2 separate regions of the Homo sapiens genome follow, and region 2 is linked to region 1. Evidence: chromatin loops called from intact Hi-C (ENCODE). Cell type or tissue: ascending aorta. All regions are shown on one strand. Each heading gives the region's core, and the rest is flanking DNA. Links, peaks and the distances in the headings are about the cores only.

Evidence for each region. Peaks named below come from ENCODE experiments on the same cell type or tissue, not always from the same donor. Only the 100,000 strongest peaks of a DNase experiment are listed, where the experiment ranks them.
Region 2: it touches region 1 in a loop (2.1-fold over the local background); 1 of 110 quality-filtered maps calls a loop at or near these places.

What each region holds. Positions count from the first base shown.
Region 1 is chr14:30,204,467-30,220,127 of GRCh38, reverse strand. No RefSeq gene overlaps it. Among named protein-coding and RNA genes, the nearest start is that of PRKD1, 280 kb to the right of the region's middle. In ascending aorta, for the core only: a CTCF peak has its summit at 5,469 (motif pointing right); no DNase peak of the experiment used is centred there; H3K4me3 peaks cover 355 bases.
Region 2 is chr14:29,796,586-29,812,246 of GRCh38, reverse strand. The region is part of intron 1 of PRKD1 (protein kinase D1); the gene reads left to right. It also overlaps the pseudogene RNU6-1234P. Among named protein-coding and RNA genes, the nearest start is that of PRKD1, 120 kb to the left of the region's middle. In ascending aorta, for the core only: no CTCF peak of the experiment used is centred there; a DNase peak (open chromatin) is centred at 6,476.

The DNA of each region.
Region 1 (15,661 bases), core at 3,780-7,779:
CTTGCTTGAAATACTTGTAATGAATTATCTGTATATAGTTTACGAAACTAGCCTCATTTTTTTTACAGCCATACAGTTTTTACAACCACTGACTTTTGAAGATTAATCTCATAACTTTTTTTTTTTTTTTTGAGACAGAGTTTCGCTCTTGTCGCCCAGGCTGGTGCGCAATGGCATGATCTTGGCTCATTGCAACATCTGCCTCTTGGGTTCAAGCAATTTTCCTGCCTCAGCCTCCTAAGTAGCTGAGATTACAGGCGTCTGCCACCATACCTGGCTAATTTTTGTATTTTTAGTAGAGACAGGGTTTCACCATGCTGGCCAGGCTAATCTCAACTTTCTTAATGAGAATTCTGTTAAATAGGGAACACTATTAAGCATATTAAGCATATTTTTTGTACAAGGAAACCAAGGAACAGAGAGGGTCAGTGAGTTTGCTGAGGCCAAACAGTGACAGAAACATGGAGCACAAAGCATGGATTATCCATAACTTGGCCCATTGGTGTGGCTTCTCCTCCCATTATACCCTCAAATCACCACGAGCTTTTCTAGAGACATTTTCTTTGGCCTCATGGTATTGCATATATGCTTGAGATAGACCATAAAGCACCAAACTATCCTTTTTAGAACCCAGAAATCACGATTCCCTTTTTCTACCTCTACCTTCAATTTTTGTGGCAATGGAAAAAGAATTCAAAATCAGGCTGAGCAAGTCCATTTGGGTCTTAGGAAACAAGTCAATTGTTTTTATTTTCTCTACTCCCAAGATACTCTGGGGTTGGTACACAGCAGCCTGGAAAAGAGAAGCATCCATGGGCCATCTCATTTCTGACTCAGTCAGCCAGCTGGGTGTTGAGACTATTTCCATGGCTTCCAATCCGTCAATGCTTGAAAACATTTACTACGGAAAGGATCGCTGGCTCGGGGAAGACATTTGTCTAATTCGGCAACAGTACTTTACACTGCATTTCCAGATTATGCCTCTCCTTGAAAATGATCTATTACAGGAGCAGTTTATAAAATTAAACACTTGTCATTATGCAATGCAAAATTCATGAAGCAACCAAATGTCAGGGATCTACATATTTAAAAGATGGGAGCTTTAGCATTTCTTCCCTGGCAGGGATTCTGAGCAGTAAAAGGCCCAGAGAAAAACATAGCTAATCACAAAGCTGTTTTGGAATGGACCAAACCATTCCTTTTTGGGACTGTTAGTCCAAAGGGACCCTCTTTCTCTGGTGGAAAAATAATTGTCTACTTAATAATTATTTATTGAATATTTGTGTGCCAATCAATGTGCAAAGTACTGGGACAACATCAATGAATAGAAGCAGTGTCCTGGCTCTCATGGAGCCAACATTCTAATGAGAATGAGGTGAGAGAGGTAGGCAATAAACAAGTAAACAAATAAATGACATGAAAAAAAATTTTTTTTTATAATGTTCCCTCCCTACCCACACATCTTTTTTTTCTATTAGAGAAAAAGGATATCTATCATCTCAAACTACAGTAGCCTTTTTTGAATTGCCAGGGACAAGTTACTCATCTGTGAACTGTTAACACGGAGCAATTATGGGGTACAGGGTACCACTCTAGTTACAGACCTGCTGGAATATGATAGGGTAAAAAATAAATTAGCTATCTGCAAGAAACTTTCTTGGAAGAAATACAAAACACACTCTTGATAAAGCTGATGATCATGCTGTTAGAGCCCCCTTGTCCATGTTCTCTCCTATTACTTTGCTACTAGCTTTGGAGGATAGAGGAATAAATACTCATTCCTAGGTAATTTAAGCCCTTGCATAGGGGCCCAATTACCCATCCATTTGAAGCTCATAAAGAATACCCCTGGCCAATTCTCATGCCTCAGCCTCCTGAGTAGCTGGGACTACAAGTATGCGCCACCACATCTGGCTAATTTTGGTACTTTTTATTAGAGACAGGGTTTTGCTATGTTGGCCAGGCCAGTCTCAAACTCCTGGCCTCAAACACCTCAAGTGATCTGCCCACAATGGCCTCCCAAGGTGCTGGGATGTTCTCTCCCATTATTGCTTTTAGCTTTGGAGGATAGAGGAATAAATACTCATGGCCAGGTTTGGGCCTGTGATAGATACAGGAGCATTAGGCAACTTAAGCCCTTGCACAGGGGCCAATTATCCATCCATTTTAAGCTCATAAAGAACATCCGTGGCTACTCAGGAGGCTGAGGAATGAGAATTGCTTGAGCCTGGGAGGCGGAGGTTGCAGTGAGGTGAGATCGCACCACTGCACTCCAGCCTGGGTGACAGAGCAAGACTCTGTCTCAAAAAACAAACAAACACACACAAAAAAACAAAAGAAGACCACTTGCTAGAGGGACCAGTGACTTACGAGTCTACCTCTAATACCTTCTCCATTGAGAACCATATCTACTGGCCATGATTCCTCTTGGGTGTCTGTGCTACCAGTTGAGACCCATGGATATGTTACTGCCTTCTCCTCAGAGCTCTGTTGTCACCTCTCATACCATACTCACCAGTTCACCCCAAAGCAATTCTGTCATGAGATTTACACCTGGCTGCTTTGGCACAGTCATTTTGATGCTAGGAACTTTTTGTCATGGAAACATGGTTTTGACATAATATTTTAGCCTCTGACTTTCAGTGTTTTAAAATACACATTATGTTGACAGTTAAGAGTGTAGTAAAGATCAAGGATATTGATTTTGCATGTTAATTAGTAATGACAAGAAAAATAGTGATCTTACATATTGAAAGTGCCATTTTGATGTCAAAGTAGCTACATCAAAATGATTTTGTCAAAATTGATGCATTAATCACAATGTCAAAAAGTTCTTCTTGGATTGTCCTCTTACTTCATCTTCATCACTCATCTAGGGTATAATGGAAGATCCTATTCCAGAAAACTTCCTAATCTGAAAACGACATGGGCATCCAGCCTCAGCAGCAAACCACATAAATTGGACATCATGTGGCTCTCCTGGTAAGGCACAACAACATGCACGTAGGCCAGAAAGCAGAAACCATCTATCTACTGGGGTCATGGAGGCCATCAAACAATGGCTTGTTCACATTCTTTTTATGAGCATCCAGATTTCCCTGAAAGTGCGACCACTGAGGAGGATCTCAGAGTAGAAGAGAGATCAAAGACAGATGTTATCCATCTTAGATTGCCATCAGGTGTGTGTGCATTTTGAGAAATTAATAAGACCTAGTTTTTGGAAGGAGTGAATGAGCATTCCAGAGGGAAAGACTGTTGTGTGCAAAATATTCCTGTGCAGAGAATGCTAGAAAAGTGAATTTGACTGGAACTTGGGACACGTTCAGGGAGCGAGTGAAAGAAAATGAAATGTAGTTGGAGAAGGGCCTTGAATGTGTGTGGCTACAGAAATGGATGTGATATTGAGAGGCAATAAGAAGCTATTATGACTTTTAACAGGTAAGCTACGTGACAGCAAACTGGTTGAAAGACTACCCAAACTTCTTTGTAAGAGGAACTGGTACAGGAGTGGAACTGGAAGCTAGGAGAGCTGCCCTAGAAGTTTCTCTGCAACCCAGGCATAAGGCAATGAGGATTTAACCTCATCGTAAACTGGTTGCTGAAGTGGAAATAAAGATGCATATTTGAATGAAATAAAGAAGAAGGAATTTGCAAGTCTTGGGGAAAGATTAAATATCAGGAGTTAAAGAAGGATAACTCCAAAACGAATCTAAGATACTCAGCTTAGCTGAAGATTGGCCATGGTGTTGCCATTGATAGTAATGGACAAACTTGGGAAGTATGCCATTTTGAGGGTGAGAATCATGAATCCAAAGTTTACTATTATAGTGTTGATGGGACAACCAAGAAGAACTATTCTGCTATGCGGATAAATGATGGTATGGGCTTGGAAAGAGTTTGAAAAATCACAGTAGAAATGGAAGATTTAAGACCTTTGTGGAAGTGGAATTATGTGATCAAATTATCATGATCACCATCACTGTCATCATGAAGCATTGTGTGAAGATACAGTGGGAGTGAGTAAATGTGTTTGTAAAGTCACAGACATAGATATGGACAAAATCCAAGTTTAGATATAGTCCTCAATAAGGGAAGAGAAGAAATCAGTAAAACCATTGGAAACAATGAGGTATTTGATAAATAGAATTGGCGAATAGAATAGAGAGTGCTTCAAGAAAGGGTTGTAATCAGGGTGTCATGACGAAGCAATGAATTCAAGAAGGGGGAATGGAATCTGATCATCTAGAGAGGCTAACTTCCTTTTGAGAAAGTCATGAGTTTACAGGCATGGTTAAGTAGGGAGTGGCTGCAGAAGTAGAGACTATAATAAAATAAAGTTTAGAAAGGACAGAATCGAAATCAGAGGAACTCAGAGGTCATCTATGATAACCTCCTCTCCATTTCAGGAGTCACGTTCAGGAGCTGCAGCCCTAACAGATACTCACTCTGTCTTGTTGGAAGGACACCGTCTAATTTGTTAGGCGGTTGATTCTATATTGGGAGATTAGCATATTGGGTTAGTGAATTCTCCATTTCATTGAGATAAAAATACAAAAAGATACAACCACGGAAGGAAGAAATTTGCTGGTAGCAGGAAAGTGTGGAGGGTTCAAGTAAAGTTCTTATATTTATTTTAACTAGAAGAGAGGTTTGTGTATAGTTAAAGGAAAAGAAAAAGAAGCATGAAAGAGGAAAGGGTTAAAGAGTAGCAAGGAGGCGGATGGTGAAGCTTCTTTGAGGCCAGAGGCAGGAAGTGATCAGAGACGCAGATGGAAAGGTTATTTTCATTTGATTTATCCACCCACTAACCGGTGTCTGATATAGTGCTTTTAGCATAGCGTGTGTGCAACACAGAGATGTGCTGATTGATTAATTGAGGAGAAGAAAGGTACTTTTGAGATCCAAGAAAAGATAAAGGGGGGGATTCAGAAAAGGATCTGGGATCTAACGAGTGACACAAATCCCGTGAGCTGAGGAGCAAGACAAATTCAGAAGCTTCACTTTTGGCCACTATAAGGAAAATGGCTGCTGTTTTAGTCAATTTTAAAGATAATGATTTTTTTAAGCCATCTGACTCCTTTGTGCCTTCTATCAGAATTGAAGTAATAGGCAAGTCATTCAGATAAAACTGTCCCTCCTGGAGGAAGAGACATGCCAAGAGAACCTTGGCCAGATGGGAGCTGTAGAAAGGGGCTCAGAGGGGCATTTTGCTTGCCCAGTCAGTTTGGATTTAAACCAGGTGCCTCCAGGGTAGGCCAGAGCTTTGCCAGTCAAGAGCAGGGGTGTAAGCTGCCATTGTGTGAAAACAAGTTAAGTTGCTTGGTTCCAGGGAATGTGGTCCAAGTGTCATAAATGCATCTGTTTAATAATGCATATCAGTAGCTCTTCCAGAATTTGGGTGCCTTGAGCTGCCTTTGTTTCCTCATTTCCAGAAAAATGAACAAGTCCGTGTCTTGACAAAAGCACTAGATGGCAGCATAGGACATCTATTCAACTGTCTCTCTCCACAGGCTGCTGGAATTTTGACAGATACAAAACGGTACCTGTGGTTTTGTGTATAAAACTGGTATAACTGTTTGTACATTTAAAAAATGTAACAATAAATTAAACATAAGGGAAAAGGGTTGCTAATAAATACAGTGTTAGACTGCATTTTTGTATACCAGGTGACAAGCCTGGGCATTCAAACCTGATTTGTGTAGGGGATGGGCAGGATGGGAAGCGAGTTGAAAGAGTTGCAAAATGTACACGCTGGGTGGTTATAGCTTCCTTGAGGGTTGTTGTTGATTTACCCATATGTCTGTGTGCATTCCATAGAGGTGAAAATTTAGGGAAGTGAGGGGTACGATATGTCTGAAAGTCTGGATACAAGGGACTTTGGAAGAAAGCAGCATTCTGTGATTCTCTGACTCACTGTTTTGATGGGTGGAAGGTGAAAGTGTGAGCTCATTATATGTGCTTTTCTTAAAGAGGCAAATAATGCCTCCCCATTTTCTTACTCATCATTTAGAAAGTGGGCCTATGAAGCCTGCACACATTGTAGCCTATAGGACTAGGCTCAGTATATACTATCATCTTTTCTCTTTAGTCTGGATTGATTCACTTCCTTGGTTAGAGCAACTGCTACCTGAGACACTAAGGGCATAGGTTTGATTCCAGTCAGAGTCAGTTGGTATGCTACAGAAAAGAAGAAAACAAACAAAAAAAAAAATCCCAGGATCGCACACGGAAAATCCACTTAACCAGCTCTACAAAGATTCTTCACCACTTCTAGAAAAGTAATTCAAAGCACACATCCTGTCAATATATATGGTCAGAAGCATTATCTTTTTATTCATTCTTTCATTGAACAAACATTTGTCATCTACTATGTGCCAAGCATTGTGCTGGGTAATGAAAGAGATCTAAAAAAACACAAAACCAAACCAAAACAAAAATAACCCAAACACTATGTAACATAATACACATCTCCTTTATTACAAAGATGATGTTAATAATAATAACTATTGGTATAATGGTTTATAGTTCCTGACACACTTTCATCCACAATATCTTATTTGGTTCTTACAATGATCCTGCCATTTGGATTTTTTTGCAGGTGAGGAACTGAGATTTAGAAATTATTAATAATTTGCCTAGATCATAGTCAATTAGTGGTATTTCCAGCACTCAAAACTAGTATTTTGATTCTAATTCCTAAACTTTTTTTACTATACCATACAATTATAAAGAAAATGCTTCATATTTTATACCATTTCAAGCTCTTTTCTGAAAACATTTTGGTCTCAGGAATCTGGGAAATTTAGATCAAAGGTTTGAATTCAAGTGCTATGTGATTATTTATCTGGTAAATACAGTTTAGAAATAAAGAAGTTTTCCACTAACTGTAGAATAAAAACCTGTAATGTGCCAAGGAAGAAAATTTCACTTTGATTTATTCTTATTTTGTTTCTTGTTTGTAAATAGGGCAAATATCATATATAAGAATGCTACTGAAACAGCATTTGTCCTACTATATATATAGAGAGAGTGTATATGGACAGAGAGTGACAGAATACAAATTTCTTATGGCGAAGGAAGGGCTGTTTTCCAGATATTTCTTTACTTCATATGCCTAAATGTCTCTCATTTCACTCATTGTTTTTCCTGGGTTTCTGTGTTTTGCTCCAAATCATATACCCACCACAGTGCAAACTGCCTGGCACGTAGAGGCTTTTCATTTAGTTGTTGAATGAATGGAGTAAAGAAAAGCAGAGTCCATCTATTAACCTCATTTGGTCCAGCCCCAGCCAACCTTCTGCCTCATTCCAGGGGATCTCTCAATTTTAAGAGCAGAACTTACCTCAAATCCTATCTATAAAACAAGACTGTCCCTAACCTTCGCTTATAGTGTATAGTCTATTGCTGTACAATTTAGCACCTGTTTTTAGGTTTTCTTGTATTCTCTGGTTGTTTCACGTGGGCAAGTAACGTTTCCCAACCAGAGCATCAGGTCTAGGAGGGCAGTGCTTGTCATCACATAATATCCGTTTACTTGCATCTCACAACATGTCTATTTAAATCTGTAAATTCTGTGTAGTCACGCCTTTCTCTGGTGGCACATTCCAGTCTAATTCCATCTGCAGGCACTTGAGCATGAGCAGGGAGGTGGAGATGCTATCTTTTGGGAGGTGCTGCACCAGGTGAAATCATCCTATTTCAATGCGGGCATTCAAAGCCAACAAAGACGCCGTGTTGCTTTATTCCCAGGGGCTGCTGATTGCCCATTTTAGTGATCTGAGTCCATCATCTCGTTCTTAGCTGGTCACAAAGGGCTAGTTGTAAACAACCACTGTCCAAATTGATCATATTACCCAGGAGATGAGCAACCACCAGGTATAATCTCAGTTGGTGTCTGGAAGGCTTATAGCATAGGCTGTGATGTAAATCAGAAGCAAAGACCATAAAAAAGTAGGTTGATTTCCTCTTACTTAGCATTCAGTGGAATGAATCATTTAAATGCTTAGTGATTTTTTTAAACTAGCGTTCAACATAGAGATTAATGAGGTTTTTTTCCCTTCTCTGCTTTCTGTGTACATAAGCCCACAGTTGGCTTATCCATAGGCAATATGTTACCATCTATATGATAGGATTTGAAGTATACTACAAAGTCCTTAGACTTTTCCCTTACTGGCCTACTATAGTACAATCATTAGAATCATTTATTTTGGATAAGGCATTGTCTCTAGAAAAAGTCTATAAAAATGGCTATTACCTGCCAGAGACATTATTAACAAGGAATAATTCATTAGGTTGCTTAATTTTCACTCAACATTGGCACCACTGCTATCCCCCAAGCTCCCCAGAATAAGTAAGAGGGCAGAAATGGAAAAATCACTCTGAGGTAGAAATTTCTAAAACTGTCTTTATTCAGTTTATAATTAAAGTTAGAGTCAATGGAAATTTGGAACCAACCAAAAGGAAAATTTAAATCTTGTTGTGAGAATATTTTAAATACTAATGTTCCCCCTGCTATGTTGGTGTTACAATTCTCAATAGGAAATGATTCAGAATTCCTTCTAAGCCTTTATGTGGGGCCACAAGAATGTGGAAATACTTCTGCTTTCCTCAAGGACAAGAGACTAAGAGATCAAAGTCCAAAGTCAATCATAAGAGACCAGAGATCCAGGCCAAGTGTTGGAGCTTTCTGCTCAGGGATGCAAGAGCTGCATGGCTTATTCTAGGCATGGGGTGTCCAAGTTCTGTCTTTCCTGCCCTCTATGTTTCCTTTGTAAATCTTAGGGACCTTTTTGAATCTCAAATTCGAACAGATGACAAAAGCCTCTCTTCAAATGAGCCCGTAGGGGTGTGAGTGTGAGTGTGTGTGCACATGCCCTCAGGAAAGGGGCAAAGGAAGTCTCTCACAGACTGAGATTAAACCTGACAGTGCAAATTAATTTTACTGCACAAAGATTGTGCCTGAAGCCCACACTTACATTTAGTGCCTGCTTTCATAAATGAAGAAAATAGTTTGAGAAAGAGGTGAAACGATCAAAAGCACATTGTTATTATTATTATTTTTTAATCTTATGGAGTGATGGAGAAGAGAGAAAGGGCAGGATCCCAGTTCCACATTCTCAAGCATTATCCCACTAGATTGGTCTGAGGTTTGAGGTACAGCTTCGCTTGGTCTCAGGTCTGATTAGCCCATTATGAAACTACTGGTTCGTGGTTCTTCTATCAATGTCCCAAACCCCTCTATAGCTGCTCTTGCCTTTAAGGTTTGGCCTTTCTCACTTTGATGACTCACCTCTTGCTCTGTCAGAGGTTCAGGGAAATACATGCTTTCATGGGACTATTCCAGGGAGAGCACACAGCAACACAGAGTGGGAATGAAGTGCGGCCCTGCAGCCTGGTTCCTGGTTCCAGTGTCCCATCTTCTTATGGTCTTTAGTCTTTGTGATGTATACCTGTATGTTATCATTTCGTATTTGTGATACCAGCTCTGGAAAACCTGATCATTTCTTTGCAGGCACCACATCTATAGAATTAATAGATCTGTGGGCCTAATTAAGAAGAGAATCTCTAAGGCACCAGATCTCTTAGCAACTCAGGCTAAACTACTTCAGTTGCCAAATAATCAGTTTTGCATTTAGCAATGTGCTTGAAGTTGAACTGTTTTAGGGAGAAGAATGAGAATCAAAGGATTCTGTGTGTTTTTGTGTATATGGTATCATAGCGGTGGTGGTGGTGGTGGTGGGGTGTGTGTGTGTGTGTGTGTCTCCGTGTGTCTGTGTATGTATGTGTGGATAGTGAATCTTGTATTTCCACAGCTTAGTCAAATTAATAGGAATAATACTATCATACGGTTTTAGGCAAGTTGTTCACTTACGTTATTGGCATTTTCAAGTATCTGTAGCTGGGCCAAATGAAAACTGGACTAAACTGTACATTCAGTTACTTTACTCTCTATTTAGTTCTACCAGACAGCTCAAATGTCAACAGATCAGTATGTGGTACTGACAAGACAGCATAAGGTTCTAGAAAGGGCTCAGGCTTTGGGGACTAGTGTTCTGGCCTTGGCATACTGTCCAACCTGTGCAACACCTCAGATGATTGTTAGGAGGAAGAACCTAGGTGTACCAAGGAAAGCGCCCAGCATGTGGCCTATCATCTAGCAGGTTTCAACAAATGGACCGTCTCTTTCTACCTGGCATATTGAGCAAATTGTCCTTACTTTAGAAGCCACAATATGACTCCCTTTTTGTCATTCTCCCCCCAAAACCTTATTTTCCAAATAAATTTAAGACATAGTAACAAGATACCTATTGCTATGGTTTGAATGTCCCCTCCACAACTCATGTTGAAATGTAATTGCCATTGTGACAATATTAAAAAGGGAACTGTTAAGATGTAATTAGCCTGTGAGAGCTCTGTCCTCATGGATGGATTAAAGCTGTTATCATGGGAGTGGGTTCCTGATAAAAGCAAGCTCAGCCCTATCTTTCTCTCTCTTGTTCTTTTCTGCTCTCTTGCCATGTGATGCCTTCTGCCATGAAATGATGCAGTAAGAAGACCTTCCCCAGATGCAGCCCCCCCATCTTAGACTTCCTAGCCTCCAGAACCATGAGCCAAATGCATTTCTTTTGAAAATAATTTACCTAGTTTCTGGTATATTGTTATAGCAACACAAAATGGACTAAGACACTACCTAAAGCCATATATTTTTGACATGAGAAAATATTTTCTTATGTTTACTGTGGGGACTTTAAAAATTCTGAGCTCTAGCCTTGGGAATCCATTGAGTAATCACGTGACTTTGAGCAAGGATTGCAGGAGCTCTAAGTCACCATTTTCTTCACATTAATATAAAAATTATCCATCAAAGATCTAACTCAAATGTCTATGCTGGCTTACAACCATCTCTCTCACCTTTGTGAATTCTGACTGCCATGAGAGTTGCATGTTTTAGAATTATTTATTCCATGTTAGTAACATCTCTCCAAATAGATAGCTTACCTTTTTTCCTGCAATAAAAGTATATATTATATATATATATATATATATATACACACACACACACACATATATACATATATACACATATATAGTATATATACTATGGTATTTTCTATAATAAAAATATTTATTGATCGGTGGATGATATTGGTAATTTTAATATCTAGGGAGTAAATATCTAGAATATGAATGACTGCATTTGGGTCTCTTGCTTTTTCTTCTTCCTCCATCACCTTACCTATTTTACAGCTCCAACCCCTCTCACTAAACAATGGGCAGGACAGAGCAAAGACAATCTGGTCTCTTAGTCCACTCATTGATGAAAGAGAATTTGAGAAACCATTGCCTAGAATGAGAGTTTTGAGTTATCTGTGGTTTTTAAATTATTCATTCATTCTTTATTGGCAAGGTTCTTCTAGGGAAAACCTCATAAAAGCTTTACACAAGAACTGATATTATTACAGAGAGGAAGGGTTAAGTATAACATGAGGAATTAAATATAAGTACTGCAGCTGTTCAGCTGGGTATAATAATACACACCTGATGCTATTTATATTCTGCTCTCCTAGTAGCAGCTGCTAAGAATTTTTAAACAAAGAAAGCACTGAATATTTGCATAACTAATTCCAAATTTGGGAACTTGCTTTATTTTTGTTAATAATGGAAAGGAGAAGGAAAATACATCAAGACTATATAATTGGTGGAACCAGTTAAATGCTTTCTTTCTTTTCTTTTCTTTCTTTCTTTTCTTTCTTTTCTTTCTTTCTTTCTCTTTCTTTCTTTCTTTCTTTCTTTCTTTCTTTCTTTCTTTCTTTCTTTCTTTCTTTCTCTCTTTCTTTCCTTCCTTTCTTTCTTTCGTCTCCTTCCTTCCTTCCTTCTTTCCTTCCTCCCTCCCTCCCTCCCTCCCTCCTTTATTGCTACAGGTGAGGGAGAGGAGGAGGAATAAAAGGAGAAGTTGGGAAGAGATATATATGTCACAAGTGGGCCAGTTGCTGTTCTGCTGGCCTCTGCCATGATGACAACTGAGAAAATATTCCTAACAGCTCTCATGTCTCCATTTCAGTAGCTACCAATATCACACTATCCTAACACTGGAGTGCCACAGGCCAGTCCACATGCTATAGAAAGTGCTATAATATAGCTTCTATTTACCAACAGCAGACAGCCTGAGCACTGTGAGCACATTTCCCATATGGCACCGCATGGCAGAATTGCGGGCTTTACCAAAACATTGTTGACCTTACATACATTCACAAAAAGATTAAATAAAGCCCATTTCCAGGGCCTGAAACAGTTTAACACCAAAAACAGTGTTTTCTCTTCTAGTTCTTACATCTCACTTATATTACTCTTTCAGTCCATTAAGATGGGGCCCTAAAGCTAAGAGGCAAAGTCACATGACTTTGCTATTCTGTGCATACTAAGCGGACTATTATCTTCCATGGGATGAATGATAAAATGGCTCCAATTTCTAAATAGAGGCAGTGAATCCTTTCGGAAACATACCTCTATTGGGCTTTCAGCAAACCCAGTTGCTGCGTGCCTGTGCTAGCTTCTGTCTGAGTCAGGTGTGGGGCACATAGGGGAGGAGTGGGTATAGAGAACTGCTTACCGGTTTCTGCTTCTCTGATGATTTCCAGATAGACTGTGCAGCCTCTCCATTTTTATGAGATTTGATGCAAAGAATAAAAGAGATTGGCTAAAATTTTGATATTCCACAGCTCTAATTGCTTTTGAGAGAAAGCAACAACATTGAGGTGATCATTATTAGTATGATTGGAAGGTACGAAAGAGGAAATGATCTGCCGAGTGTTACCTTGGCTGAGTTTAGTTTTTTTGGAAATGAGATGGAAAAGATTAAGGCCTTAATGTCTGTTTTCTTCATTTTTATCTTCTCCCAATGCCTCACACCCCACCACTATATCTGTAGATATTTCCAAGGTGTTTATATATATACAGAAATGGCCAGACCAGTTTGAGGGCCTCAAAAACACAATCTCAGAGGGTCATTCATGAAAACAGAGCTCTTCACTAAGGAGACAGTATCATATTCTTTGGACAAGAAGGAGGCAAATTTCTCAGCCCATAGGATATCCTGAGCAAAATTTACAAAGGACCATTCCCCCATTGCTTATCAAATGTTTACTGGTTAGAGATACATTGTCCCACCAAATAGAGCATCTTACTTTATAATGGGAGAATGAGTGCCACTGTTTGTTGGCAACATAGGACAACAGACACACATTGACCATCTCCTGTGCCCGACAAAAAAAGGGAAGGGCTGGGTGCATTGGCTCACACCTGTAATCCCAGCACTTTGGGAGGCTGAGGCGGGTAGATCACAAGCTCAGTAGTTCGAGACCAGCCTGGCCAATATGGTGAAACACCATCTTTACTAAAAATATAAAAATTAGCTGGGTGTGGTGGCAGGTGCCTGTAGTCCCAGCTACTCGAGAGGCTGAGGCAGGACAATCGCTTGAACCCGGGAGGCAGAGATTGCGGTGAGCCGAGATTGCACCACTGCACTCCAGCCTGGCTACAGGCTTAAAAAAAACCAAAAACCAAAAACCAAAAAGGGAAGACTTCCTCTGGCAACGCCATAATCCTGAATGGAGCAGCTTATTTTACCTGTAAAGGTATTGGAGTCTACAGTAGGTATTAAGTTAGATATTTTTCCTAGGATTTAGATATAGAGTGCTTTTTTTTTTTTTGACAGAATCTCACTCTGTTGCCCAGGCTGGAGTGCAGTGGTGTGATCTCGGCTCACTGCAACCTCCACCTCCCTGGGTTCAAGTGATTCTTGTGCCTCAGCCTCCTCGGTAGCTGGGACTATGGGTGCCTGCCATCATGCCTGGCTAATTTTTGTCTTTTTAGCAGAGACAGGGTTTCACCATGTTGGTCAGGCTGGTCTCAAACTCCTGACCTCAAGTGACCCGCCTGCCTTAGCCTCTCAAAGTGCTGACACTATAGGCATGGTCCACCACGCCCGGCCTAGACTGCTTTTAATACCAGGTGTTGGTCACTTCTTGGTTAGATTGTTCAAGCTGATTTCCTTGGGCAGGGGAAAACTAGGGTTCTTAAAACCAAGGTAATTAGTTTGCTATAGTACAGAGAAAAATGCTATTCACGCAGACCATGCCACAAAAATCACCAGATCCTAGTATTTGTCTAGACATCTTATAAATACATATTACTAATTACAGGAGGAACCAGGAGGCTGATCAGGTGATATAGCGCATGTATCAGTCAGCATAGGTGAAGTCCATAATAAAAACTCCCAAATCTCAGTGACGTCTCACAATGAAGATATATAATGTGCTAAGCCATGATCTAATGCAAGTCAGTGGGGTGGATGGGGGTCTTCCATACAGACTTCTTATGTCTTCTAGGACCTTCAAGTACATGCTCCATTGAACTCTCTGAATTCAGCTGGCTAAAAAAGAAGAAAGAGAAGATGGAGAAGGCACAACCATTCTAAACTGCCTTGACATGGAGGTGACACCAGTTTTATTGTAGGAATAAGTGACATGATTGTATCTAATTGCAAGGGCCTGGGAAGCACAACTAACCATGCACCAAAGAAGACAAGAACACAGGTAATGTTGAGCAGTAGCTATTTGTCACAGTATGCCTCTCCGTTTTGGTAATAGCAATATCTTTGTAATCATAGGACAAGTCATTTAAAAAATTATGGGATCTAACTAGGGCATACTGCCAGCCTTACTCCATGTAATAATCTGTAAAAGAATTGTATACACAGTAGAGGGACTATAAAATTTTCCTTATGTATCATCTCCCCTCAGTACACATTCTAACCCTGAATATCGCAGCTAGGGATCATTATTTCAGGGTGATAGCTGGGGACTCACAACCAGTCAGATCTTGTCAAGTGAGCACACACTGCAGGCCCTTGACCTGAACCTGGGTAGCTGGTTAGGAGGGTTGTAAATTTCAAGGCAGTGCCATTCCCAATTGCAATGGCACCTCGTGTTTCATTTCTAGCTCCTTGGTGAGAGTGTCTCCTCCCACTGGCATGGCATTTAGATGATTTTAGTGGCTCCTAAGATGGGTGTGAGGAGAACAGAAAAGCTCTTTTGAATTGTAATCAGTCTGTCTCTAGACATGCTAGCAAAGATGCTTAAACAGCACTCTGTAAAGATGTTAAGAAAATATTTGTAGTGCTTCACACACACCTATAGACAAAAAACAGTTCTTGTTGCTGTAGAAGCAGCAACACTGTACAGCCTTAATTAAAGCATCATCTGACCTGTTTTTTTTTTTTATGCTACAGTTGCAGAATCCTGCTGAAGAAAAGGATTAATTACAGATGAGCTGCATGCCATGATAATTAACTATTGCGGCTTCTCTTACTTGCCACATTCTGGTACTTTTTCCGCTTTAATAGATTCAAGGAATGAGAATTTTTATCACATTCCCTGTCTACAGTCCCTGATGGATTTGTCACACATAAATTTACACAGCATACATGAAATATTGAGCCATCAGCATTTTTTTATTCTTATGCACATTGGAACATAGAATAGAATCAAGCATGGTAGTAAGGTGAAAAGTCAAACATGTAGTGAGGTCCAGGTAAAGAGCCATCAAAGAGATCATGAGATGTAGAAAAAGCAGATTGAGAAAGAATCCTGAAGTGAGGTTA
Region 2 (15,661 bases), core at 4,954-8,953, 410 kb after region 1:
GTCTTTCTTTTAGCGGTGATAATTATAATATGGAGTTGTAAGACATAATACAAAGATATCCCTTGTAACTCTGCATGGTTTTTCTCAATGACATTTTGCAAAACTCTAGTTTAGTATCATAGCTAAGATATCGATATGGGCACACAATCCAGATTTCCCAAGTTTTATGTGTTCTCTTTGGGTTTGGGGGTGTGTGTGTATGTGTATGTGTATTTAGTTATATGAAATAAAAATATGAAACACATAACAAATTTGTATGTCATCCTTGTGTAGGTATGATGCTAATCTCACTATTGTCCAATTTTAGTACATGTGCTAAAGAAGTGGGCAGAGGCCTGGGGTTTCTTATGCATCGGGACTGGCTTCATTACTCAGTGATGAGAGCAATTGTTTGGGGTGTTATGCTCTGAATTTACTGTCTTGAAATCCTTGATTTTATATTTGTATTTATGTTTTATAAGTGAAGTCTGGTGGGATAATGGAACATGCCCAAGACTTGAAGTCTTGGTTCAGGTGACCACTTGTGCTGTTGTCCACTTCTGGCTTCCCCACCACTGAGGACCCCAAGCCCAACCTGGCCTCTTCTTCCCTGCTCCTGCGCAACAACTGCTGCTATCCTCAGCCCCTGGCAGAGAGGGTCAGGGTCTGACGCAGGAGCCCCACAGGTCTTAGAACAGGGCATAGATGTGGCCGCCCCTTCTAGGAGTGCCACTGTGGTGCCTCAGTGGGGCAAACTTCTCACTCCTGAACTAGATGCTTAATGCATCCTTATGTAGGGACTGTAGTGCTTCTGGGGGTCATCCTTCTGCCTGTGGGCTCGAGCAGTAGAGTTGTGTGTGGGAAGGGAGATGTCCAGCTCACCTCTCCTAGGTGGTGCACAGAGCATTGCTCTGGCAGCTGGAAGGAGAGAGAACTCAGCCGCTAGCCAGTGGGCAGTTTGTGTGAGCTGTGGGTGCGCATGTGGGGGTAGAACCCTGGAAGGTCTGCATTTATTGTGCAGATATCCCTGTGCCTGAAGGATGTCAAGTAGCAAATAACACCATGGCAGGTTGAGGGGAAGCTGCGGAAGAAAGGAAAACACTTGATATTTTAGTACCTTTAATGGCACTTTTCCTCTGCTTTATGAACAAGGGGCCCTGCAAATTATGTAGCCCATTCTGATAAGCATAGTGTTATCTTCAGCAATCATTTACTATACACAGTGCCCACTTGTTTTCACTGCATCATCCTATATTTGCTTCAAATCTCAGTGACATAATAAGAAGATATTCAGTGAGACTGTGTGGAGACTAGAGCAGCACAAAACCCATAATGATATAAATATGTGGTGGAAAATTACAATAAAACCCTTGCATCTTCCACTTTAATTTTGCCTCAAGGAAATGGCAAACTGCCCAGCTGGCAATAACCAGTTCCAAATGAGCTGCCAAAACTACTAGGTGCTGAAATACATAGTTTGTTGCACTTCCCCACTTTGGTGCCTGACTGTAGGTTTTGAGGTTGGCATTTTAAAGCCAGAGCAGGTGCCTGCCACCTGGAAGCATTTTCTTAAGTGCCAAGCTAATGTCACCACAATAAGACCAATGAAGTGTATTTTTAAATAACATTGAAACTGCTTTACATGTGTATACATATCTATTGAAATAAATCCTAAATAGGCCTAAAATGTTTTCATCTGGAATTCAAAGGGATATGATTTGTGTCTTGGAACAATGAAAGATTCTTATAAAAAGGAGCATGCTGATAGAAAACATTTAGATAAAATATTTGAAAAGTTTGTAAATGTAGATTGAAGTATTAGCATAAGAAAATTAGATTGCTTTACCTTGGAACCTGACATTAGAGGTGCTGAGGTGACAGCGAAGAATACATACAGGCACACGTCTTTATATTGCTGTTCACTTGATTGTGCTTTGCAGATTGTGCATTTTTTTTACAATTCAAGGTTTGTGGCAACATTGCATCAAGCATGTCTATTGTTGCCATTTTTCCAGTAGCACATGTTCACTTCAAGTTTCTGTGTCATGTTTTGGTAATTATCACCATTTTTCAAACTTTTATTATATTTTTATGGTGATCTGTGATGAATGATTTTTGTAATTACTATTGTAATTGTTTTGATATACCAAAAATTGTGCCCATATAAGACAGCGAACTTAAGTGTGTGTGTTCTGACTGGTTCATCCACCAGCTATTCCCTCATCTCCCTCCTTCTGTTTAGGCCTCTCTATTCCCTGATAAACAATATTGAAATTAAGCCAATTAATAACTCTACAATGACTTCTAAGGGTCAAGTGAAAGGAAGAGTCACATGTCTTTCATTGTAAATCAAAAACTATAAATGATTAAGCTTAGTAAGGTGTGGCCTCTTGTGCCAAACACTTAGCCAAATTGTGAGTGCCAAGGAAAAGTTATTGAAGGAAATTAAAAGTGCTACTCCAGTGAACACACAAATGATAAGAAAACAAAACAGCCTTAGTACTGATAGGGAGAAAGTTTTAGTGGTCTGGATAGAAGATCAAAGCAGCCACAACATACCCTTAAGCCAAATCCTAATCCAGAGTAAGGTCCTAACTCTCTTTAATTCTGTGAATGCTGAGAGAGGTGAGGAAGCTACAGAAGAAAAGTTGAAAGCTAACAGAGTTTGTTTCATAAGGTTTAAAGAAAGAAGCCATCACCATAAAATAAAAGTGCAAGGTGTAGCAGCAAGTGCTGATGTAGAAGCATCAGCAAGTTATCCAGAAGATCTAGCTAAGATCATTGATGAAGGTGGCTTCACTAAATAACAGATTTTCAATGAAGACAAAACATCCTTCTATCGGAAGAAGAAGCATCTAGGATTTTCACAGCTAGAGAGGAGAATGCCTGGCTTCAAAGCCTCCAAGCAGAGGCTGACTCCCTTGTTAGGGGCTAAAGCAGCTGGTAACTTTAAGTTGAAGCCAGTGCTCATTGACCATTCTGAAAATCCTGGGGCCTTTAAGATGTATGCTAAATCTGTTCTGTCTGTGCTCCATAAATGGAATAAAACCTGTGTGACAGCACATCTGTTTGCAGCATGGTTTCTGAATATTTTAAGCCACGGTTAAGACTTACCATTCAGATAAAAAAGATTCCTTTCAAAATATTGTTTTTCGTTGACAATGCACCTGGTCACCCAAGAGCTCTGGTGGAGATGGACAAGGAATTAAATGTTTTCATAGCTGCTAATGGAACTCCATTCTGCAGCCCATGGATCAGAGAGTAATTTCAACTTTCAAGTGTTATTGTTTAAGAAATGTATTTCATAAGGCTACAGCTGCCATTGATATAGTGATTTCTCTGATAGATCTGGGCAAAGTAAATTGAAAACATTTTGGATAGGAATCACCATTCTAAATGCCATTAAGAATCTTCATGATTCATCAGAGGTGGTTAAAACCGTAACAATAAGAGGAGTTTGGAAGAAGTTGATTCCAACACTTATGGATGACTTTGATGGGTTCAGGACTTCAGTAGTGGAGGTAACTGCAGATGTGGTTAAACTATCAAGAGAACTAGAATTAGAAGTAGAACCTGAAGGTGGTTCATGCCTGTAATTCCAGCACTTTGGGAGGCCAAGATGGGCAGATTGCCTGAGGTCAGGAGTTCGAGATCAGCCTGGCCAATATGGTGAAACTCCATCTCTACTAAAAATACAAAAATTAGCTGAGTGTGGTGGCAGGTGCCTGTAATCCCAGCTACTTGGGAAGCTGATGCAGGAGAATTGCTTGAACCCAGGAGGCAGAGGTTGTAGTGAGCTGAGACAACACTATTGTACTCCAACCTGGGCGACAAGAGCAAAACTCCCATCTCAAAAAAAAAAAAAAAAAAAAAAAAAAAAAAAAAAAAAAAAAAGTAGAGCCTGAAAGTAGGACCGAATTGCTGCAATCTAATGATTAAACTTGAATGGATGACTAGTGGCTTCTTATGGATGAACAAATAAAGTCATTTCTTTTGATAGAATCTAGAATCTACTCCTGGTGAAGATTCCGTTAACATTATTTAAATGACAACAAAGGATTTAGGGTTTTACATAAACTTAGTTGATAAAGCAGTGGCAGGATTTGAGAGGATTGACTCCAATTTTGAAAGACACTCTACTGTGGGTAAAATGCCATCAAAAAGCATCACATGCTACAGAGAAATCTTTCATGAAGAGTCAACCGATGCAGCAAACATCATTGTTGTCTTATGTTAAGAAATTGGTTGTGAGGCACGGTGGCTCACTCCTGTAACTCTAGCAGGTTGGGAGGCCAAGGCGGGCGAATCACTTGAGGCTAGGAGTTCGAGACCAGCCTGGTTAACATGGTGAAATCCCGTCTATACTAGAAATACAAAAATTAGCCAGTCTTGGTGGCACACACCTGTAATCCCAGCTACTCGGGAGGCTAAGGCATGAGAATTGCTTGAACCCAGGAGGTGGAGGTTTCAGTGAGCCGAAGATCATGCCACAGCATTCCAGCCTGGGAGATAGAGCAAGACTCTGTCTCAAAAAAAAAAGGAAAAGAAAAAAAAGAAAAGAAAAGAAATTGGGCTGGTATGGTGGCTTATGTCTGTAATCCCAGCACTTTGGAAGGCTGAGGTGGTGGATCACTTGAGCTCAAGAAGTGTGAGACCAGCCTGGACAACATGGCGAAACCTCATCTCTAGAAAAAAATACAAAAATTAGCCAGGCATGGTGGCACACACCGGTAGTCCCAGCTACTTGGGATGCTGAGGTGGGAGGATCACCTGAGCCTGGGAGGCAGAGGTTGCAGTGAGCCAAGAAATTGCCACTGCACTCCAGCCTGGGCCATGGAGTGTGACCCTGTCTCAATTTTTTTTTTTTTAAAAAAAGAGGAAATTGCTACAGCCACCTCAGCCTTCAGCAATCACCACTGTGATCAATCAACAGCCATCAATATTGAGACTAGATTCTCCACTGGCAAAGAGATTAGGACTCCCTGAAGGCTTACATCAAGAATCCCCAAACCTCAAACCATAGACACAATAGGAGTTGAGCAGTGAGCCAGTGAGCATTACCGTCTGAGCTCTGCTTTCTTGCCTTCTGTCAGATCAGCGGCATCAGATTCTCATAAGAGCCTGATGATCTGAGGTGGAACAGTTTCACCCTGAAATCATCCCCTGTCAAGAGACCACTGGAGACGATTGTCAGCATTTTTTAGCAATAAAGTATTTTTTTTTTCATTGAGGCATGTGCATTTTTTAAGACATAATGCTATTGCAGACTTAATTGACTACAGTGTAGTGTAAGCATAGCTTTTATATGCATTGAGAAACCTGAAAATTTGTGTGACTTGCCATATTGCGACAATATGGTTTTATTGGTTTTATTGTTGTGATCTGAACTGAATCCACAACATGTTCAATGTATTCCTGGCATGTTTTTATAACATTTCAATCTTTGAGACCAAAGGACCTCTCTTGTTTCAGTTGCAAAAGTATGTCTGTTTTGGTGCCTGTAAATACATTTACAAATCTGATGCCTTCAGGATGCTTACAGGCAGTCCTTTGTCTCCAGTTAAGCTTTTTCTTTTCTTTAAGTTTTCAGTAGAATATTCCAGGAATCTCTGCATACTTCAGGAGTTTGCAAGGTTAGTTTTTTGTTTTAATACTTACCTGAACAGTCGAACCATTTTCTAATGCTCATCTAACCAAACAACTACTTTATTTATTGTTCTGCCTGACCTGTAATGTAATCTGCATGATGCGCTGGCTGTTTTCTGATTCAGACTACATATTTCAGATTGGATCTACTTGTTGTATTTTTTTTTTCTCCTGCAACCTGAAGGCCAGGCAGAGAGGGTTCATTGAAATCTAGGATTTGTTAGATTGTATTTTAATCAGTTTCACAGCATACCCTCCTTCTCCCAAGCCTATTGCCCAATCTCAGAATGAGATCAAAATAAACTGAAATTGTCCTTACTCACTTTCACAAAGTTGCTAGTTAGAAGCAAAATGTCCAATCCATCCTGTAGGAAGAAGAGAGGGACCCAGCAATGGGCCCAGTTAATCTGTAAATTGCATATTTAACGTAGGAATAATCATGGCTCTTGTTATTGAGATCTTTTCAGTACATTTGGTGGAAGTAAACTGTTTGTGTCCTCCAGTGGTTGATGAGATCCGCTTCTTGCCTTGCTTTCCTCTCCTGGGCATTTATTTGCTAAGCAGATTGATCTATTTAGTGCATCTGTGTCTGGGTGGGTGATGTCTCCACTACTACAGTACACTCTTCTGTATTTATTATTTCACTAACAATTACTTCCACTTTCTCAATTTTCCCTTCTCTGGCTTGTTCTCATGCTCTTATCTTGCCATAACTTAAGTTTTCTTCTCTCCTCCTCATTGCATATTCCCCTTCATTGGCAACTTACAAGTACTTACATCACCTTGTGATGACTCACACTTTCTGTTGATAATGAAAAGTGATCATGTTCTAGAGAGCAGAGCCCATGCTCTGGAGGCAGCCTGCCAAGGGTTGAATCCTGGCTCTTGGCTCTACCACCCATCAGCTCACTAGCACTGTGAACTTGGACAAGTTTTTTAACCTCTCCTTGCCTACCTTTCCACATCTGAAAAATGCAATACTCTAGTTCCCACCTCATAGAGATGCTGTGAAGATTAAAGGAGTTATTCTACATTGTGGATTTAGAACGATTCGTGGCACGTAGTAAGTGCTCAACAACTGTTAGCCATTGTTATTACTTAATTTCATTTAGCTCAGTTGTATGACCATTCATTCAGCCTTCTATTAGCATTCTATTTTTCTGGCAACACCTATTGATATCCCAGATAATTAATTTTCTTTTTTTGTAATGCATTTAGAAAATGCTGCTCTTTGAAGTAAGTTAAGTGTTGCCTTTTTCTCTGTTATTTTGCAAGGAGGACAGCTTGAGTTGGAATATCTAGAAGTAAAAATCTCTCTGTTATGGTCAAATACCTCTTAGTATCCCTCAGCCAATGGGTGTGATTTTTACTTCTTCCCCCGACCAATCTAATGGAGTTCAACATCTTGCTACTGCAGGTGTCACCTGCTTACTATTAATAGCAGCATGGTCAATACCCAGGAGGTTGTAGAAATGCAGATCAGAGGACACACTGCAGACCAACTGTATGATAATCTATAGTCTAACAAGATATCCATGTTATTCTTAAGGCTATTAAAATTTGAGAAGCACTATACCAACATTTCTAGGTCTAGAGCACCATAATTCTGCTCTAGGGAAATAGGAAGAAACCAACCTGAATTCCATTTTAATAACACATAATATTGACTATTTCTATAATTTAGCACTTTAAGCCCTATGAGATTTCCTGGAAAACCTATGTTGGCATTCTCTTGGGTGTAATTGTTATCGATTAATGTCATGATTAAAAGTACGGCTTAGGTCTACTGGGAGTTTTAGCTCACTGAAAGGAAAAAAAAACACCTCATTGATCTGAAGCCCTCAGTCAGTCATTCTTAGCTTTTCAGAAAATACTTCAGATAAATAGCAATAATGTTAGCACTGAGAGGTTTGTCTCAGGGGATGATCTTTCTAACAATGACTTGCATTGATTAAGTTCATTGCTTTTTAACTGTTCACTTTGTTACTGTGGTAACTCTATTTTAAACATTAGGATGCATTTTTTTTTTTTTTAGTTGGATTGTGTATGGGTAAAGTAGCACAAGGAGGCATATTTGGGCTTCTTGTACTACTGGTGAATTACTTGTTGAGAGTCTAATGCTCCTGTTTTCTAAATACTGCTTTGTTGAGACAAGATTCTGGAAAAAGAAGACATTGGACATGTTCGTGGGTTAGACAGCATTAAGAAAAGTCAGGCAACTGTTATGATTCTTGGTATCAGTGTCAGCTCTCAAGAAAGGACTAAAAGTGCTAGATTTACTAGCTGGAGAACATTGCTTTTTGAACAGTTTACTCTTGGGAATCTTGTATAACAATGTTGTTAGATTGTTCTCTTGCCTTTTGCATACATTTTTTTTTTTTTTTTTAGTTTCGTTCTTGTTGCCCATACTGGAGTATAATGGCCTGATCTCGGCTCATTGCAACCTTCGCCTTCTGAGTTCAAGCAATTCTCCTGCCTCAGCCTCCCCAGTAGCTGGGATTACAGGCGCCAACCACCATGCCCGGCTAATTTTTGTATTTTTAGTAGAGATGGGGTTTTGCCATGTTGGCCAGGCTGGTTTCAAACTCCTGACCTCAGGTGATCCGCCCCCCTCGGCCTCCCAAAGTGCTGGGATTACAGGTGTGAGCCACTGCACCCGGCCGCATACATTTGTTTTTATGGGTGGTTGAAACGTTTAGAAAATCTTCAGCTCACTGCTTACTGTGGTTACAGGATAGCAAGAAAGATAAAGAGATTGGGTTTAGGCATTTTGAATTTGGCTTTAAATGAACCCAGTTGCAGATGTTAAATGGTGATATTAAGTCAGTCTAAGCATTAATATAAAATGATGTTCAAAAGTTATAGAACAGCATATAAATAATTGAAAAACAAAAGATCATTATTTTACCCCTAATTACTAGCCTTGGAGTATGGGTCAACCTTTCCACATCCCTCACCTTTCACATGCAATGAGATGCTCAGTGAATCCCAATAATTATCCTTTTCTTAGAGTCTCAAGTTCTTATCCTCTGTTTTTATTAAAACAGCTGTGTTTCCAGCTTGGATTATTTTTACCTCCTACTTAAACTGTTGCAATTCATGGGTCATTTACTCCTTCAGAGTTACCAACTATGTTTTTAACAAGTTGAGTATGCTAATATAGAGTTACAATTTTGATATTAACTAGACAAAAAAATTAAAACTTGGTGACTTCTCATTGTCAGTAAACAAAAAAATCATTTCCCAATCTGGTCAATTAAAATTCCCCAAAATGGTCATAGTTTACCTTAAAATATTCTTGCTAGACCTTCCTAAGTATGAACCTTGTGTGCCATCAAAATGAGACTGTTTATTCTAGTCCATATGTACATTGTATTTCACAATATTTGGACCTTAGCTCTGTTTTTCCCTCCATCTGGAATGGTCTACTCATAATTTCTGCCCACTGAAATACTTCTTATCCTTAATCCTTTTCCTTAAGCCTGTGGGTCCTTTCAGCCCTGAACACTCAGGTATGAACCAAATACTACCATTTGGGAGGGATATATAGAGGATAGTCTTGCATGGCTTTTGACCTGGCCTGTCTCATGTCCGGCTCATTGAAATGCAGTTTCTGGTTCTCAGATTTTAAGTTCCAGAAACTTCATTTTTAAAATAAAACCAGAGTTGCTATAGTTCCTAGAAGATAAATCCAGGCTAGTAAGCCTCACAAAATATTTTTATGGACTGGAGTGCCTGTATACTAACTTAGAGTGAGTGATGTGCTTTTCTTGGATATTGCCTTTCTGCAACAAGATGTCTGCAAAGCAGATTCAGAAACTGGAAAGTTGCTCAATTGGCTCAGAATTGAAACATAAGGAATTGGTTGGTCTTGAAGGATATTCCATCCAGGTTATGGGAAAATCTTATTGAGTCACCTGATAAGATTCTTTTCCTTGGATAATTTGATGTAAACACTGGTGGATTCCTCAGGTTCCAATCTTTTATCTGTTGCTCCAACTGACTGAATTACAGTTCTCCTTTACATCTTCCATTCTGATAGTATCATTCTAAAGATGTCACTTTGTTACCTTGTTTTAAATTTAGCAACTTCCTATCCTTGTCAATTAACTTGTAAAGTAATCCAGGTCTAGAAAACCACATTTAGATCTATCTAATCCATCTACTGTGGTGCAAAAATCTTTGGATGGCTGTTCTCATACATCATGTGTTTGCTTTTGAGCCTTTATAGTCTCATAATGTGCTTTTTATCTGAACTTACACAAGAATTATTAAATTGCCTTGTGCATTAGATGTATTGTCTTCTTCCTTTCTTAATCTATTTGTATTATGGTTATTGGCAAACTGGCCTTATTTACTATCAGGTCTAAATTTCTTAAAAGCTGGGACTATTACTTATTCTTGTTTGTTTTTTCTGTAGTCTCAAGTAGAGTCACATCTTTTTTTTTTCAGAAATGTAGCTTTACATTCTTCATTTATTTATTAATTCTCTCCTTCCCTCTTTCCCACCCTCTCTCCCTTCCTTTCTTCCTTCGCTCCTTTCTTCCTTCCTTTCACAGGCATTTATGAAACATATACTATTTGCCAGGAATGTATTAATGTCTGAGATTACAGGTATAAAAGATGTAGACCCAGGCCGGGCCTGGTGGCTCATGCCTGTAATCCCAGCACTTTGGGAGGCTGAGGCGGGTGGATCACCTGAGGTCAGGAGTTTGAGACCAGCCTGACCAACATGGAGAAACCCCGTCTCTACTAAAAATACAAAATTAGCCAGGTGTGTTGGCGCATGCCTGTGATCCCAGCTACTGGGGATGCTGAGGCAGGAGAAACGCTTGAACCTGGGAGGCGGAGGTTGCGATGAGCCGAGATTGTGCCATTGCACTCCAGCCTGGGCAACAAGAGCGAAACTCCATCTAAAAAAAAAAACACGTAGACCCTAATAGCATAGTTACTGCCACTCATTGATTGCCTTAAGCTCTTCATGTAATTCATATAAGACCACCAAAACCTAAGTGTTAATACTCCCCACTTGTTTTTTGTTTTGTTTTGTTTTTTAATAAGCATATTGAGGTTCAGAAAGAAAAAATGACTTTCTTAAAACCACACTGTTAGTGAAACAGCTGGGATTGAAGATCAAGGCGATTGCCTCAAGTGGTTCTTTTTCCCTACTGCTTATTCATGTTCATTGGAGGCAACTTTATCGTTTAAGGTACTGTGATGGCTAGCTACACGTGTCAACTTAGCCAGGCTGTGGAGGCCAGTTCTTGATTAAACACTTATCTGTGTGTTGCTGTGAAGGTTTTTTGTAGGTATGGTTAACATCCATATTCAGTAAGCTTTAAGTAGAGGCATTAGCCTTGATAATGTGGGGAGGCCTCATCAATCAGTTGAAGACCTCAAGAACAAAAACTGAAAAGAAGTTTTGCCTCAAGACTGCAGTACCAGCTCCTGCCTGAGTTTCTAGCTAGCTTGCCTGCCCTTAGATTTTGGATTTTCCAGTCTCTACAATGGCATGAGACATTTACACACACACACAAACACACACACACACACACTTGGGTCCCCTTTCTCTGGAGAACCTTGACTAATGGGCTGATACAGGTTCTGACAGTTAAATAGACAAAATATTACACTAGCATTTTTATTGCATTACTTTAAACTCTCAAATTAAAAGTGTTTTAAAGTTTAAAATGTATATACCATATAGTAATTTTATTTTAAATAGGGAGGATTGGTGCCAGGGGTCTTATCATGAAGGGACCAAGTGTGGAGCTAGAAGGAAAGGGATGAAGGACTGGACTGTTTTTCAAGGTGATTGAAAAAATAGAGGGATGTCACAACTTAAAGTTGGTCACATTATAGCTGTCCAGGGAAAGATTTATAAAATTGTTGAAGATACTCATTTCAAAAAATTCAAATAACAGAAAACACACATTTTTTTTCCTGTGATTTGACATCAGCATGTCTATGTGTAGAGTCTGTAGTGTTCACAATTTTACTTTTAGTTTTCATAAGGTAAAGCAAGTCAAATATTTTCCTGCATGTGGACTTACCAAATATGAAGACACTGAAAAGCAGAGTAGTGATTTTAGGAATTTGGATTTCAGTCGAAAATTTCATTATTAGGCCCAAAGTTATTGTGGTGAATCCATAAAAGTTTTTTTGTCAATTGCAAATCAGAGTTAACCCACCAATAAAACCCCAGGGTCTAGAACACAGGTTTTAATGAAGTAGAAGTGGACACAGGGAGGAACAGAGTGTTAAACAAATGCAAGCACGCCTCTACGCAACCAGTGCGGACTCTCCTTGGAATGGGATATCACAGCCAAGTTGATTGGAGATATACAGTTGATGCTTATTATTTGTGGAAGTTCTGTTCTGTCACATCATCTTAGTTAGCAAATACTGAACCATTTCTCCTGGGAGAAATACAGGGTGGGTTAGTTCCTGTGAGTCTCTTGTCACATTTTTCTGAACGACCTATACATAATCTCATGTGTTTCTGTTTTAAAGACACCTTTTTTAATCTACTTATGGTCAATAGCGGTCAAACCCATGCCTGAACTGAGTTTATCTAACACATGTATTTTCTCTGTGAGACACATAACAGCTTTCTTGCACTTAGGAACACTAGACGGCACTTCAGCACTATGCTTGGGGCTCCTTTTGAGCAGCACGATCACCAAGAAGAAGCACAAAATGCAAAAAATGTGGCATTAAATAGACCATGAAAAGAACACTGTTGAGAGTATTGAGAACTGAAACAAGAAGGCAGTGTAAGCTGGGAATGTGTACATTGGGTAGTTCATTTTCTTGCCACTCCGTGCATGTCTGCAAGTGACCCCGAAAGCACTGCAGTATTTATTTTGGTGTCATAAATACATTTTAGCAAGTAGATGAATTTGCAAATGAGGAATTGGCAAATAATGAGGATCAGATCTACATAAGCAGTTTGGGTCTTCCTGGAAGATGAAACTATTTGTAGTTAAATAGCTCCCCCAAAGACACTCTGTAAGAGAGTGCAGTGCTGCCGAAGGACAGTGTTTGGCTTCTGAAGATTTTATGTTCATTTGCAAGATTATTTAATAAACATTTTTAATCCTTGCTATTGCAGCCTTTTAGAAGAAAATCTGTGCTATAAATAACAAAACTTTAACAATGGCAGTATGCTTTCTTTAGGAATCCCGGAGCAATTTCAGGTGTCTGTTTTGAACCACTGGAATGATTAATAAAATCAGTGCAAATAAACAAAAAATCAAAATTCAAGCAAAGTAATTTGTTATCTTTTCCAAAATATTAGTAGGGAAGCAATTTGTTTTCTTTCACCAAGATTTACAGAGTCAGTTCATTAAAATATCACTTGTTTAACCATGTTAAAACAATTACTTGTTTAATTGAGGTTTTCACCTTTTAATGACTTTTGTCATATTGAAATTTGCCAAGAAATTAGCAAGTCTACAACTTTGATTCTTGCATACTATTTTAATACTTTTAGGTTGATGCCAATCCTTTAATTCTTTATTTGTCCAACACTTAGTATGTGCAAATTTCTTTGCTTAAGAATTCTGAATTAGCAAAGCAGGGATTTTCTTGACTTAAGCAGCTGCCAAATCGTGGAGGTACTCCCACCCAAGAAAGAGGAGTAAAAGTGAGATGTGCTCTTTTACGCTCCTGCAGCAAAATTAGAACTCAAGGACAGAGGGGGTAGAACAGCTCAACTACTGATGAGATTATTATTTAACAGAAAAGAAAAGAAAAAGAATCAGTGATGTGGAAGATTATTGAATTTTTTTGTGAATCAAGATTTCCTCCAATAGCTCATTGTACACTGAATAAAAAAGGTTGGGTTATATTTTTATTCTGAAAAGATATTGCAAGCCATTTTTCTCAGCCATTTCATAAATTAGAATGGGAGAAAATAGATTTATATTATAGCAAGTACAATTTAGTGTAGACTAGTGGTGGGGGGCTACTACCAGAGCACTACAATTATGAATATTTATAACCTGAAATAGATGTAAGAAGTAAATTAGAGAAATTAACATGGGCAATAATCATATTCATACAGTGACACTGACTTGGAGAGAATTATATTAGGTAGTCAGAAGACTTTAGCCTATTGCTGCTTGAAATTATGTATACATGGATCCTTAATGTTCTGGGCTTGAATTTGAAAGGCTCACTCATCAAGATTTTTAGACACATTATATTTGCTTTTGCAAATTAGAAGCTCCAACCACAGATGCAAGTATACATTGCCATGTGTGGAATTAATGCTTCAGACAGCTTATGAATATGTATGTGTATTTTGGTGGCGCTTCTGCCACATGAGTCTGAAAAGCAGTGGGAAGTGGGTGGAACTGCGTGGAACTGCATATTGCTGTCAGAAAAGTGCAATTCTCAAAGAAAAAAATATAGGGGCAAATTTTCATTTCAGACATGTCTGCAAAAACATAAAATTTTCCCAAAGAGGAAAGCTGATATTTGTCCATTTTAATTGTTAAAATTTCTGTTGACATCTTCACAACTTAGAAATATTCTGAGGCCAATCCTTTATATTTAAATATACATACATCTTCAAGATGGTTTCTGGAATGCCTTAAGTTTCAATATGTAGTGAGATTTATATGGCATTGAGTTCTGTAATTACAGTTGTAGCTGATTGAATTACTGGTATATATGGGTTGGGTCTAGCTTAAGTTATAGTGGGAGGTTTTGTGTCTGTATTTCACCAGGATGTTGGTATTAACCACTGATTACCTCAAAATCATGTTCATCTAGAAAAAGAAATGCAATATAAATGGTAGTCCATTTGCAATCTGTTCCACTTTATGGGCACCACTTGTAAGTCATGGTAGCTGGGCAGGTTGGGGTGGAGGGACAGGAAAGCTAAGGCCAATAGCAGCTCCTGTGGTGGTGTGTGTGTCTGTAGCAGTGCAGGTGCTTCGAGGTTCCCTGGGCCCAAGAGGACGAAGGGTCTGCACCAACTGATAGTGGCACCCTTGGGTAGTTTGAATTAATTACCTGTTATGATCAGCCCCCTTTGATAAAAGTTTTAGGGTGTTCCGGAAAACCTTGTCACTCGGTGATGGTTTGGTGTAAGGGTCTGGTTAGAGCAGGATCAGATGATATTTACATGTTTCATATGCTGTAACAGTACAATTCTGATACTTCAGACAGATATTTAAGCAATTCCTAACAGTACATTTTAAACATCAAATTGAACCAGTGACAGATAATAACACAATTACTATTGCTCTGTTTTATTGATGTAAACTTACTGCATTTGATCAATTATTACCAAAGAGATTTTAATCCATCGCTTACAAACAATTTGTTTACAAGGCATACTGATATCCTCCTAAAAGACCATCTGATACGGCTTTGCATTTTCACCTGTTCTTGAAGTAGTCCCTCAGGCTATTTCCCTTTACCCCAGTTATCATTTAGAAAAGGTTTGCTTTTGATATGTAGTTAGGGTGCCTGTAAATTCCCTTTTTATCGTAGGTCTGGTCTAATGGAGGGTCCAAAGTTTTCTAGGTAACAATACTTTCTTCCATTTAGCCTTAGTCATCATTTCTTAATGGCCTTCCTCCTTAGAGCTCTAAATTGGATTAAGGTTGTATGTTATCTAGGAACTTTATAAAGAATTAATTGTTATAAATTTTCATTTGTCTTAAAAAACAAATAACAACAAAAACTCTTACACCTGTTAACCTCCCTTGCCCTTCTAGCTTCTGTGCCATTCTTCATTTCCCTTTGCAGTGCAACTCAACATGTCTACACTTGTTGTCTCTAATTCTCCTTTAATTAACTCCTAAACATACTTAAATCAGACTCTTGTCCTCACCATTCCCCTAGAACTCTGGTCAGGTTCAACAGTGACCTTTAAGTTACTATATCAGTAGGTTAGTGTTTGGCCCTCATCTTACTTGACCTATCCAGAGCATTAGAGACATGTATCTTCCTAGAGGCCTGTGACTCACTTGTTCCTCCACATTTTTCAGACCTTTTAATTTTGGAATCCCTGAAAGAT